Linked DNA regions of Homo sapiens: regions 1, 2 and 3 are each linked to region 4. A link is a loop called in an ENCODE intact Hi-C map of the cell type or tissue named here. Cell type or tissue: MCF 10A. All regions are shown on one strand. Region 1 has its middle 230 kb from the start of LINC01139. Region 2 has its middle 27 kb from the start of ZP4. Region 3 has its middle 40 kb from the start of ZP4. Region 4 holds the start of CHRM3 (cholinergic receptor muscarinic 3).

What was found. A loop is a pair of places that touch in the nucleus more often than their neighbours do. Peaks named below come from ENCODE experiments on the same cell type or tissue, not always from the same donor. Only the 100,000 strongest peaks of a DNase experiment are listed, where the experiment ranks them.
Region 1: a loop joins it to region 4, with 11 times the contacts of the local background. A loop is called at or near these places in 2 of 110 quality-filtered maps.
Region 2: it touches region 4 in a loop (10-fold over the local background); 3 of 110 quality-filtered maps call a loop at or near these places.
Region 3: a loop joins it to region 4, with 9 times the contacts of the local background. A loop is called at or near these places in 3 of 110 quality-filtered maps.

Annotation. Positions count from the first base shown.
Region 1 is chr1:238,250,937-238,253,436 of GRCh38, forward strand. No RefSeq gene overlaps it. Among named protein-coding and RNA genes, the nearest start is that of LINC01139, 230 kb to the right of the region's middle. In MCF 10A, a CTCF peak has its summit at 1,544 (motif pointing right); a DNase peak (open chromatin) is centred at 1,575.
Region 2 is chr1:237,863,040-237,865,539 of GRCh38, forward strand. It overlaps the pseudogene LOC100130331. Among named protein-coding and RNA genes, the nearest start is that of ZP4, 27 kb to the right of the region's middle. In MCF 10A, a CTCF peak has its summit at 1,405 (motif pointing right); a DNase peak (open chromatin) is centred at 1,502.
Region 3 is chr1:237,849,993-237,852,492 of GRCh38, forward strand. No RefSeq gene overlaps it. Among named protein-coding and RNA genes, the nearest start is that of ZP4, 40 kb to the right of the region's middle. In MCF 10A, a CTCF peak has its summit at 1,422 (motif pointing right); a DNase peak (open chromatin) is centred at 1,439.
Region 4 is chr1:239,385,589-239,388,088 of GRCh38, forward strand. CHRM3 (cholinergic receptor muscarinic 3) reads left to right here and starts at 980. Exons shown (of 7, transcript NM_001375978.1): 1 at 980-1,639. RefSeq lists enhancers at 1,702-2,202, 2,203-2,500. In MCF 10A, a CTCF peak has its summit at 1,065; a DNase peak (open chromatin) is centred at 1,013.

The DNA of each region.
Region 1 (2,500 bases), 1.1 Mb before region 4:
GCTTTCCTCATTTTAAGAGAGTTCTTAATTCAATCTTGTGAGGAAGTAGGATTAACATGCACAGTTATGCCTGGAGAGTCAAGAAACCCGCATTTCTGGATCCCCAGCTTAGACCACTGACTCACAGTTTCTAGATACAGAAGCTGCATTTCAGACCACAACCCTAGGTAATCACGGCGCATGTGGACCACACTGCACATTGTGGACAGCACAACTCCAAGACAATAATGAGATCCCAATAATTTTGATACTTCCAAGTAAAGAACAGAAGTCCATTATTTAAACTTATAATTGTTAAATTGTTTGACTTTGTAAATAGTTTTTGGAAACTGTCCCTTCCTGCCCTCTTCCTGTGTCCTTCTTCTCTCTTCACTTCCACACAGCATTCTCCCTGAATACCTCTTTTTTGCATGTTCTTCTGCCTGGAGTCACTAATCCAATGTCTTTGTTCCCCAGGAATTCATCCTTGATTCATATATTTTATCACTATTTTTGGACCTTCCTATTACATCTGTCTTCAACTACTGCTCAAACACAGGACCCAAATTTCTATCTCATACCCAGACCTCTTTTCTGAATATTGGATCCCCAGCTCTAGTCAGCTGTCTTATGGTAAGTTCAATTTGAATGGCTCCAAAGACCTCAAAGCCAACATGTCCAAAGTTGAAATTAATGTTGCCCCAACAACAAAAATACATCTGCCTTCTTCTGAATTCTCTATTTCAGTTTCAATGTATGCACCATAATGCATTCATTTGCTCAGTCCACATTCTGGGAGGTTATCCTTTCATCCTCTTTAGAAAAAATCCTTTTAGTTCTTTTCTTAAATATACATATTTTTTATATATAAGATATATAATATAGTTTATTAATGCTAATATTACTTATATAGTTTATTATAATATATAATAAACTATATATTATAAACTATGTAATATACATATAAATGATATATAATATAAACTAAATATATAAACTATGTGTGTGCATATATATATATATATATATATATAATTTTCATAGCTTCTATCACACCTTGGCCCAAGGCATCATAATTTCTTACTGATATTATTATAACGACTTCTTTTTTGTACAACCTTTTACTAGTACTGTTTTCCTCAAAACGATTCCCGCACTGCTGCCGGGTTGATCTTTCTGAAATGCAATTCTGATCACTCACTCCCTTGCTTCAAATGCCTCCATTGCTGCCAGAATGATAAAAACCCCTGGGTATGAGGTACATGCCCTACTTACTGTGAACCTGTCTGGTCTCATTTCTCATCATCCTGCCTCTGATGCAGGATGCAGCCTCGCTGAATTCCTCTAGGGTCATATGGAGAATGTACCATATTTTTAGAACTTTGCACATTCTGTTCCCGTTGCGGTGATTGTCCTTATCCCCTTCTTTGACAGAAGAACACCTACTTAGCTTTCAATCCTCAGTTCCAGAAAACCCATCGTAATTTCACCCGTTCTCTCAACTTTCCTATGTTCTCTCATCTTAATGTGATTAACTGCTGGAGGAAGTCACTTAGAGGATTTCAGGGCCGATTAAAAATATGTGGCCAGGAGGTGGCAGCAGCAAGCACGAACTTTACTTCAGTAGGCATGAAGGCAGGGAAAGTACCTCCCAGCATGATACCTCGAGAGGGTAAGGTGTGGGAGCCACCATCTAGAAAAGGAGTGGGGGAAGGGGACTCCTCGGGGTGAGGGGATCAAGAGGAGGTTTATGCATCTAGGCAAAGTTGCTCAGTAGCCTGGCAGGGCACTTCTGAGTCAGAAAGCTCCGAAGGGGAGCAGTGGTTTGGAAATTGCTCTAGTCCCATGGTTTTATCGTATCCATGGGTATGAGATACGGGTATGGGTAGCAGATATTGGGTGTAGTATTGCAGGATATAAGAAACCGGCAGATTCTAAATGGCTAAAAATCTGCTTCACTGGGTGATAGTTAAAACAATTGGATGTGTGAAAATTTGAGTTTGGTACTGGTGGGCTTTTGAGTAAATAAATGGATCTCAGGCTGCTGTGAAGAAATAAATAATCTAGTGACCAATATAGACGTACCATATTTATTTGGTGCATTTATATGACAGATGCCTCTGTGAGGCAACACTTTTACCACACTGCACTATTATTACATTTTACCTCGTTTGTGCTTCCCATAACATAGATTCCTGGAGAGAAGAGGCAAGTTTGTATTATTCTTGATATGGACTTCATCAGATCCAGAATAGTGTTTGATGAAAAGTGGAATGCTAATAAATGTTGGTTTCATGAATAATTCCATATATTATTGAACTTGTCCAGAAGCGATCATCCTACCAGGTGCTAGAAGAAAGTCTCATCTCCACAGACACACCTGATTCAAGCTAGTTTGAAGTTTGTATTCATACAGGACATAGGCAGTGATTTAATTTCAAACCTGAAATCTTTAGATTTGAGGTAATTTATTTTCTAAAATACAACCCATTTCTAGAAAAATCATAGCAAACTCAGAACG
Region 2 (2,500 bases), 1.5 Mb before region 4:
AAAACAAGATAGTAAAATAATTCTCTGTTATCATCATCTTCTACATTAAATAACTCCCCTAGATAGCTCTATTGTCTAGAGGTCAGTGATGTCCACCAGAACTTTCTCCAGTGATGGGAACGTTCTTAATGTAGTAGCTACTAGACACACATATAGCTACTGAGCAGGAAGTGTGGCTAGTGTAAACTAGAACTGATTTTTAAATTTTATTCCAATTAATATGAATTCAAATTCTACACATGGCTAGTGACTGTCTTATTTGACAGCACAGGTCTTTACAGTCTAATGTTAACCCTTACTAACAGAATGTGCCCCACCCACAATTAAGTGGCCATGTTTTGTGTTACATGACCTTACCCTCCCACCTGATTGGACCACAGGCAGTTACCGGCCCCCAGGACAGCCAATCACAGGCTGCTAATGATCTATACTGTGAAACCTGACTCCATAGGTGAGCTACACCAATCATATTTCTCTCTTTGGATTTTGGAACTGGGAAATTGAGAGGGGATTGGCTATGGGAGCTGAGCTTACTTCATTACACAGACTCAGGGCCCCGGTGGTAACTATGGGCCACCTGCAAACTGGGGCTATGAGAAAACAGGAGTCCTGGTATGTGTTAAAAGGGAGAGCTGGCTGCTGCAGATCGGGGAGAATGGGGTCAGACGTGCTCACAAGAGCAGAAGCTGTGAGGGACCCTCACGGCCCATGAGAAAGAGGCAGGAAGCAGCCTTGGGTTTTCTCTTTGGGGCTTGGCTGTATTTCAGCATGTGTTTATGGCCGCTCACAAGATTCTCTTATTTATTTCCTGGAAATGCGCTCCCTTAGCATAAGCCAGAATGAGTGGAACTCTCTTTCCTGTCATCTAGACCACTTTTAATGAAATTATGATATTGTAATATAAATTATAAAGAAAAGCATGTTATGCACCCTAGAAGTCAATATATTTTTGAGCTGGAAGGAAATTAGGAATCATGGAGTTTAATCTCATCATTTTAAAGATGAGATGGAAGCTATTTTGAAATGTTGCTGTCTAAAGTCACAGAGCTGGTTTCTGAGAAATTTTCAAGTATTAATTTGCTTTCTGAAAGTTTGTTAGAAAAACCAAAATGAAACAAAAAAATCTGTCACTGTAGTTTTTGAGAGAAAAATAAAATACAGTAGTGGATGGATACCTCAGTTTTAAGATGAATCTAACTTTTTAACAGGGCTTACTAACCTAATGGGGTTTCGTTAATAGTTAAAATCCACATTTTACAGGTGTTTGCCCCTAAGTGAATAATTCAGGGTCTCTGTTTTCTGCAAAATATCCTCCCACCCAAATATTTCTGGGGGGCCATGGCGTGTCTCCTGCAGGGTATCGAGGAGAGCTTCCCCAGATGCTCTGCCTCCAAGCGCCACGTGGGGGCGCTGCCTCACCACTGCCTGACCTGCGCACGTGTCCGGGAGAGCGCTGACCTCCGGGCCAAGGCCACTGTGTACTGGCCATTTGCCAAAGCGGAGCTGGCCTCCGCGCGGTTCCCAATTAACCAAAGCCACGTGGATTTGTCATCAGAGCGTTCAAGTGACACGGCCGGGCCCTGCGCGTGTGGAGTGCCTGGTGAAAGCTGCTCCTTGGTTTCTGCTTCCAGCCATAAGGTTCAGACAGGAACCATGAACCCAAGGGCTGGATCAAAAATAAATGTGTCACACAGACAGCTCTCTGTGAGTTCCTCTGAGTCTCTGACAACCTGGGGCCACTTCCCACATCCCGACCTCTTCCTGTTCTCCAATACTGCTTTAAGCACGGTACAGCTTGTGTGCCAGCCAGTGCTACTTCAGGTGGAAAGCTTCCCCTCCCTCCCCTGCCTCCCACAGGAGGCTGGGCACCAGTCGCTGGCCCATGTTTCCACCTCTGATGCACTTCTTTTGGGGCCACACTCCTGGTCCTCTCCCCATCTCCTGCTGTCTGGGGAAAAGGAGAGGCTTACCAGATGAGTGAGTTAGAGAGAGGGGACAGAGCCCGGGGGCCAGTTCCTTCCCCTCTGCAGAGCTCATCTCTGCCAGAGGCCTCTGTTCCTGCCTCCAACACTCTTGAGCTGAGTTGCACAGGCCTTTGTAAAGGGGGCCTGCAGTTTTCCATCTCTGTCCAGGATTGTGTGAGCACATTTAATTCTGGGACGAAATCCTAATAATATTATTTTTGAGCCTCCTCAAGTTAAAACTCACCGCCTATGTACTTGACACTATATTAAGTGTTAAGGATTCAGAGAATACCAAGAAAAGCTGTAAGAATCTCCAGAGAGCTGGTGTCTGGGGAATAGGGACAGGAGGTGTTAGTGCCACTAACCAAGACTGGAGACATCTGCAGAAGAGGGTCAGGCCAAGTCAACCTTGGTCTAACACAGTTCGTGGCATTTTTGGTTTTTTAATTGATACTCTTTTTGAGATGGAGTCTTGCTCTGTCACCCAGGGTGGAGTGCAATGGCATGATCTCGGTTCACTGCAACCTCCATCTCCT
Region 3 (2,500 bases), 1.5 Mb before region 4:
CAAGTGTATATAGGTACAACAAAAGATGCATGTAATAATTTTCATAGGTGTGTTATTCGTAATAGCTAAACACTGCAGGAAAACATCCTACAATTGAGCAGACAAGTAAACTCTTTTCATGTGCTATATTCATACGATAGAATGCTATACACCAATAAAAACCAAACGACTGCACATAAAACAATATGGATGAGTCTCACAGTGGAGCGAAAGATGTCAGATGTAACAAAAGAAATATTGTGTGATTCTCAACAGGCAAAAATTACCTTTAAAGTCAGCTTGGTGGAAGGAGGGGTTTGTGACTAGAAGCACAGAGAAGCATAGGCTGGCTTTTGAAATGCCAGTAGGGTTACATTTGTTGATTTGAGTGGTTGCTATACAGGTGTGTTCATTTGTGATAACCTGACTATGCAATTATTTGCACATGTTTCTGTATGTATGTTAGACTTTAATAAAAACAGTTATTTAAACCAAAGTTGCTTTTTGTATTTTTAGTATTTTTGTTTTCCCTGGGAAGATGATCAGGGCTGTCACCTACCATTACATACCATTACACCAAGAACAAATTCCCTCTCTACGGTTCTGTGTATAGATTTGTAAATATTACTTTAATGAAAGTTTTTGTTTTGCTTTTTTTTTTTTTTGAGATGGAGTCTCGCTCCATTGCCCAGGTTGGAGTGCAGTGGCATGATCTTGGCCCACTGCAACCTCCACCTCCTGGGTTCAAACAATTCTCCTGCCTCAGCCTCCCGAGTAGCTGGGATTACAGGTGTGCACCACCACACCTGGCTAATTTTTGTATTTTCAGTATAGATGGGGTTTCACCATGTTTGCCAGGCTGGTCACAAACTCCTGACCTCAGGTGATCCACCCACCTTGGCCTCTCAAAGTGCTGGGATTACAGGTGTGAGCCACTGTGCCAAGCCAGAAAGTTTTTTTGAGCAAACCTTTTTTATGAGAAGGTGAACTCCTGAAAGTCAATGTTACCACTTTATTCTGCTTGTATCCAGCAATGCTTAGAATAATTTTCAATAAGTTATAGATGCTCAATATATGTTAAAGGAACAAACGACTTGCCATTTGAGTTTGTGATGCAAGTAGAATTTCCAGCTCTATCTTACAAAAATGTTTTCTGGTCGACTGGTGTTTTGGCTCTCTTGCCAGGCACCACCCATTGGAATGGCCTTGGTTTACTCTTCATGAGGCTGTGGATTAACTCCTAAGTATCTTGGGGCTTTTCCTTATAAAGACACGACCATAAAAACTGGGTCACAGTTCTCTTGGAATTCTGCGTTCTACTGAAGTTGTTTCAGTGTTGGTAGTGGAGCTTTGCAACCTAATTAACACCATGGGAAAAGGCATTATCGGCCAGGGAAAAGCAATTCAACAGAGCTAAAGATACATAGCATGACTACAGAGGAGACAGCAGGGGGCGCCAGTGGAGCACTCGTGAGGCTGCTTTGACATCACTTCCAGTATCTATCAGCATTCTGTTCCTAATATAATTATTATACAACCGTGTTGCACCACATTGAGACAAGTTGACTGCTTACTTGAAGGAGATGGTAAATGAATATGGACAGGATATCTCCTTGCCACAACTCTGATTTTATTGTTTCTCAGCTCATATTTTAAAACTTTTCTGAAGTGGCTTCATTCACTCATCTCCTATAAGCATAATTTTCTCCCCCACCCTTTTGCCCTAAAAAAAAGTAAAAATCAACACTGTGATGACTACCTGAATGTTGAATACCTTGGAGTTTAATTTATTCATAAATTTGGGGGTTTGCTGCTACTTCATTAAAGTATATTTCCTCTAATTTTTTAAGTCTATCTTGAAGTTAGATACTAATTTTTGGTTGGGAAAAGAGGGAAGGGCTAAATTGCAAGTTTTATGTACTCTCTCCATAGCTGTTTGGATTATTCTGGTAGATATTCCATTTGATTATCCATCAAAGTACTGAAGAAAGGAGGTGGCTTGTCTTGGTGGCAGCTGAAGATTGTTCATGTTATGATATTCACACTTCAAACTGCATCTCAGTCGTATTAGTAATAAGCAATAGAGCAGAGACCTCAAAGACTTAGCATTGCATTAGGTATTTCAGGTGTGATTCTAGGTATCACTACTTAATATATTCATTTAGCAGAGAGTTACTAAATACCTTTCTATTGGACACCAGGCTGGGTACTTTGGAAACGGGGGTCAACAGAATATGGCACATTTCCTAACCCATTTAAATCTCAGTTTCCATCTCTGTAGAATGATGATATTATCTTACCTCATTGCATGTCATGAGAATTAAATGGTAAAGCTACCAATATTAGTATGTACGCGAACAATGCTCGGTAAATATTAGTCTTTGCCATACAGACTTTTTAGTAGTCTGTATCCATGTTTCAAACATGGTAAATCAAATACATTGATTCTCCTTGGTGCTTTTAGTTGATTTAGTAGTTAAACATTTTGCAAAATCTAATTATGGTTAGGGTTTGAGATTAC
Region 4 (2,500 bases):
TCCTCCTTCCTTCCTTTTTCTTTCTTTTCTTCTTTTTCAGTTATCATTGTTATGCTTGTCCTTTCTTGTGAGATTCCTCTGTTATCTTTCCTTATGTGCTTTTTAAACAAAACCTCGAGAGTGCCGTGGGACAGCCTCATTGGTATCTTTTCAAATTTGGTATCTCTCCACTTTTTCCTTACATAGTTAGCTGGCAGTAGTACATAATAACCTTTTCTGTCTCTCTCTCTTTCTTTCTTTCTTTCTTTCTTTCTTTCTTTCTTTCTTTCTTAGATTTTCATTCCTCTTGAGCTTTAAAAGACTGGCTAGCAATGTTATATCTTTCATTTTATTTTCTGATTTAAAAAAGTGTGTGTGTGTGTGTGTGTGTGTGTGTGTGTGTGTGTGTGTGTACGCGCGCGCGCGCGCGCGTGCACGTCAGTGTCTTCTTCATGGATGCTTGTCTTATTTTCTCCCAAGGTGTAACTGTCCAGGGAGGGAAAAGTCAAGTCGTCCTCTATTACACTGCTCTGCAGAAACAGACTCACTAAATGTCAAAAAGTAGATGCATCAGACTGTTCCTTAGAGAAAGGTTTGCCATGGAGTCGTATATTGTAACTGAGCTGAAGTTCACTCATCGATAAGTTGTGCCCAAGGAATCGAATTCCTTCCAGTCCTTCTAAGCAGTCCAGGGAAACCAATTTAAAAGCGAACACAACAAAACTAACAGACCGGCAAAATCTATCTTTGAAGCGCCGCGGGAGGCACAATTTGGGAACAGGTGAGGCCATGCTGGGTGGGTGAGGCCCCCCTCTCTCCTGCTTGGTGTTCCGCTTTCAGCCAACCCACCCCAGGAGTACCCTGGGATCTCCTCGCCCCCTGCCAGGCGGAGAACGCGGAGCCCAGCGGGCACGCGGGAATGGAGCTAGGCGCCGGCAGGGCAACTGGGCATGCTCAGAAGCCGGGCAGGTTTTGGTCTCAAGCACGCAGCCTGTGCATTACACCAGCTCTCTCAGTCCGGGGAGGAGGAGGAGCAGGAGGAACGCGAGGAGGAAGGAGAGGAGGAGCGGCCAGCAGTAGCCACGACCGCCACCACCAGGCAGAGGAAGAGTTCGTGGGGAGGAAAAGACCTCTCCTCCCCCTTGGAGCGCCTTCTCTCTGCTTTTGGAGAAAGGGAATACACGATAAAGAAGGAGACGGAAAGAAGAGAAAAAGTGAGGCGGGAGACAGAGGGAAAAGGGCGTGAACAGAAAGGGCCGGAGCGTGCAGGGGAGCACAGGGCGCGGGGGCGGCACTGCCGAGCCGGGAGCGCTGCCGCTTGGGCAGGTGCCGCGGCCGCTGCCCGGAGGCGGCATGTGACGCGCGGCCGCAGCTGCCCGCGGGCGGAGCGCTCTCAGACCCCGGAGCGCACACCGCGGGGCCATCGGTGCCATCGCGGATCTCCAGGCTCCTCATCAGTCCGCCGGGGCCGCAGCAGCGCTTCTGGGAAGACGGGCGATGAACTGAAGGGCGGCTCCGGGCAGGGGGGCACGATCTTAAGGACAGTCGCTCCCTGAACGCGGAGCCGGAGGAGACGAAGGGAAGGTGGAGCGGACGCCACCCGCGCACCGGGCAGGCGCGGAGACCGGCGTGGGACAGCCACCTGGAGCGCAGCTGCCAGGTAGGGACGGCGCCCGCCACCCAGGCGCTGGGCAGAGCGGGTGGCGGTAGCGGCTGACCTGGTTTCTTGCCTTATCTCGTTGCGAAAGGAGGAAAAAGTTTTCGGCGCGGGTAGGAGAGGTCTTGTGTTTGGAGTCCAAAGAAGGGGCTGGGTAGGGACGAGAGAGGCTGTTGATTTGGGGAAGATGGGGGCACTTGAATTCCGACAGCGCGATCTGGTGCGGAGTTGGAGTTCTGGGACTGAGGGTGGGGAACGCCCGCTGGCACTCAAGTGCCCCGAAAGGGACGGGAATCATGCGAGCGGTGGCCGGGAGAGAGTCGGGGACGTCCCACCCCGCTCTCCCTCGCTTCGATTCTCTCTTCGCCACTGCCGGATCTGAGGCTCCAAAGTGCCCGAGCATGAGGAGCTACTGGGCTCCGGGTGTGTTTGTGAGCGCACTCGTGTGTTGAGCGTTTGTCTCCCATCTCCCCATTTGGTTTCCTGTCATTTCTAAGAAGGCTAAAGCTGGCACCCGCCAACCTCGCAGTGGGGCCGCAAGTTCGGATTGCATTTCAGGGGGCGAGAAGGCAAATTTGGCACTTCGAGTAACACTTGGGCGAAGGTACCTAGCCTAGTGCGCATCTTTACTGACCCGGGGAGAGTCTGCACTCGCGAGGCAGCGGCCGCTGGACTGCACCGGTTCTCCTCTTTGGAACACTTCCTCAGCATAGCCTCCTAATAGCGAGGTTAATTTTTGCGTGTTTTTAAACGGCGGGGGCGGGCGGACAGTTGACTCCAGCAGCAGAATTCACTTGTCTACTTCGCGGTGTGCGTGCTGGAATTGAGATCCTGTTCTGCATGCTTGTGCGTGTGTCCGACTCT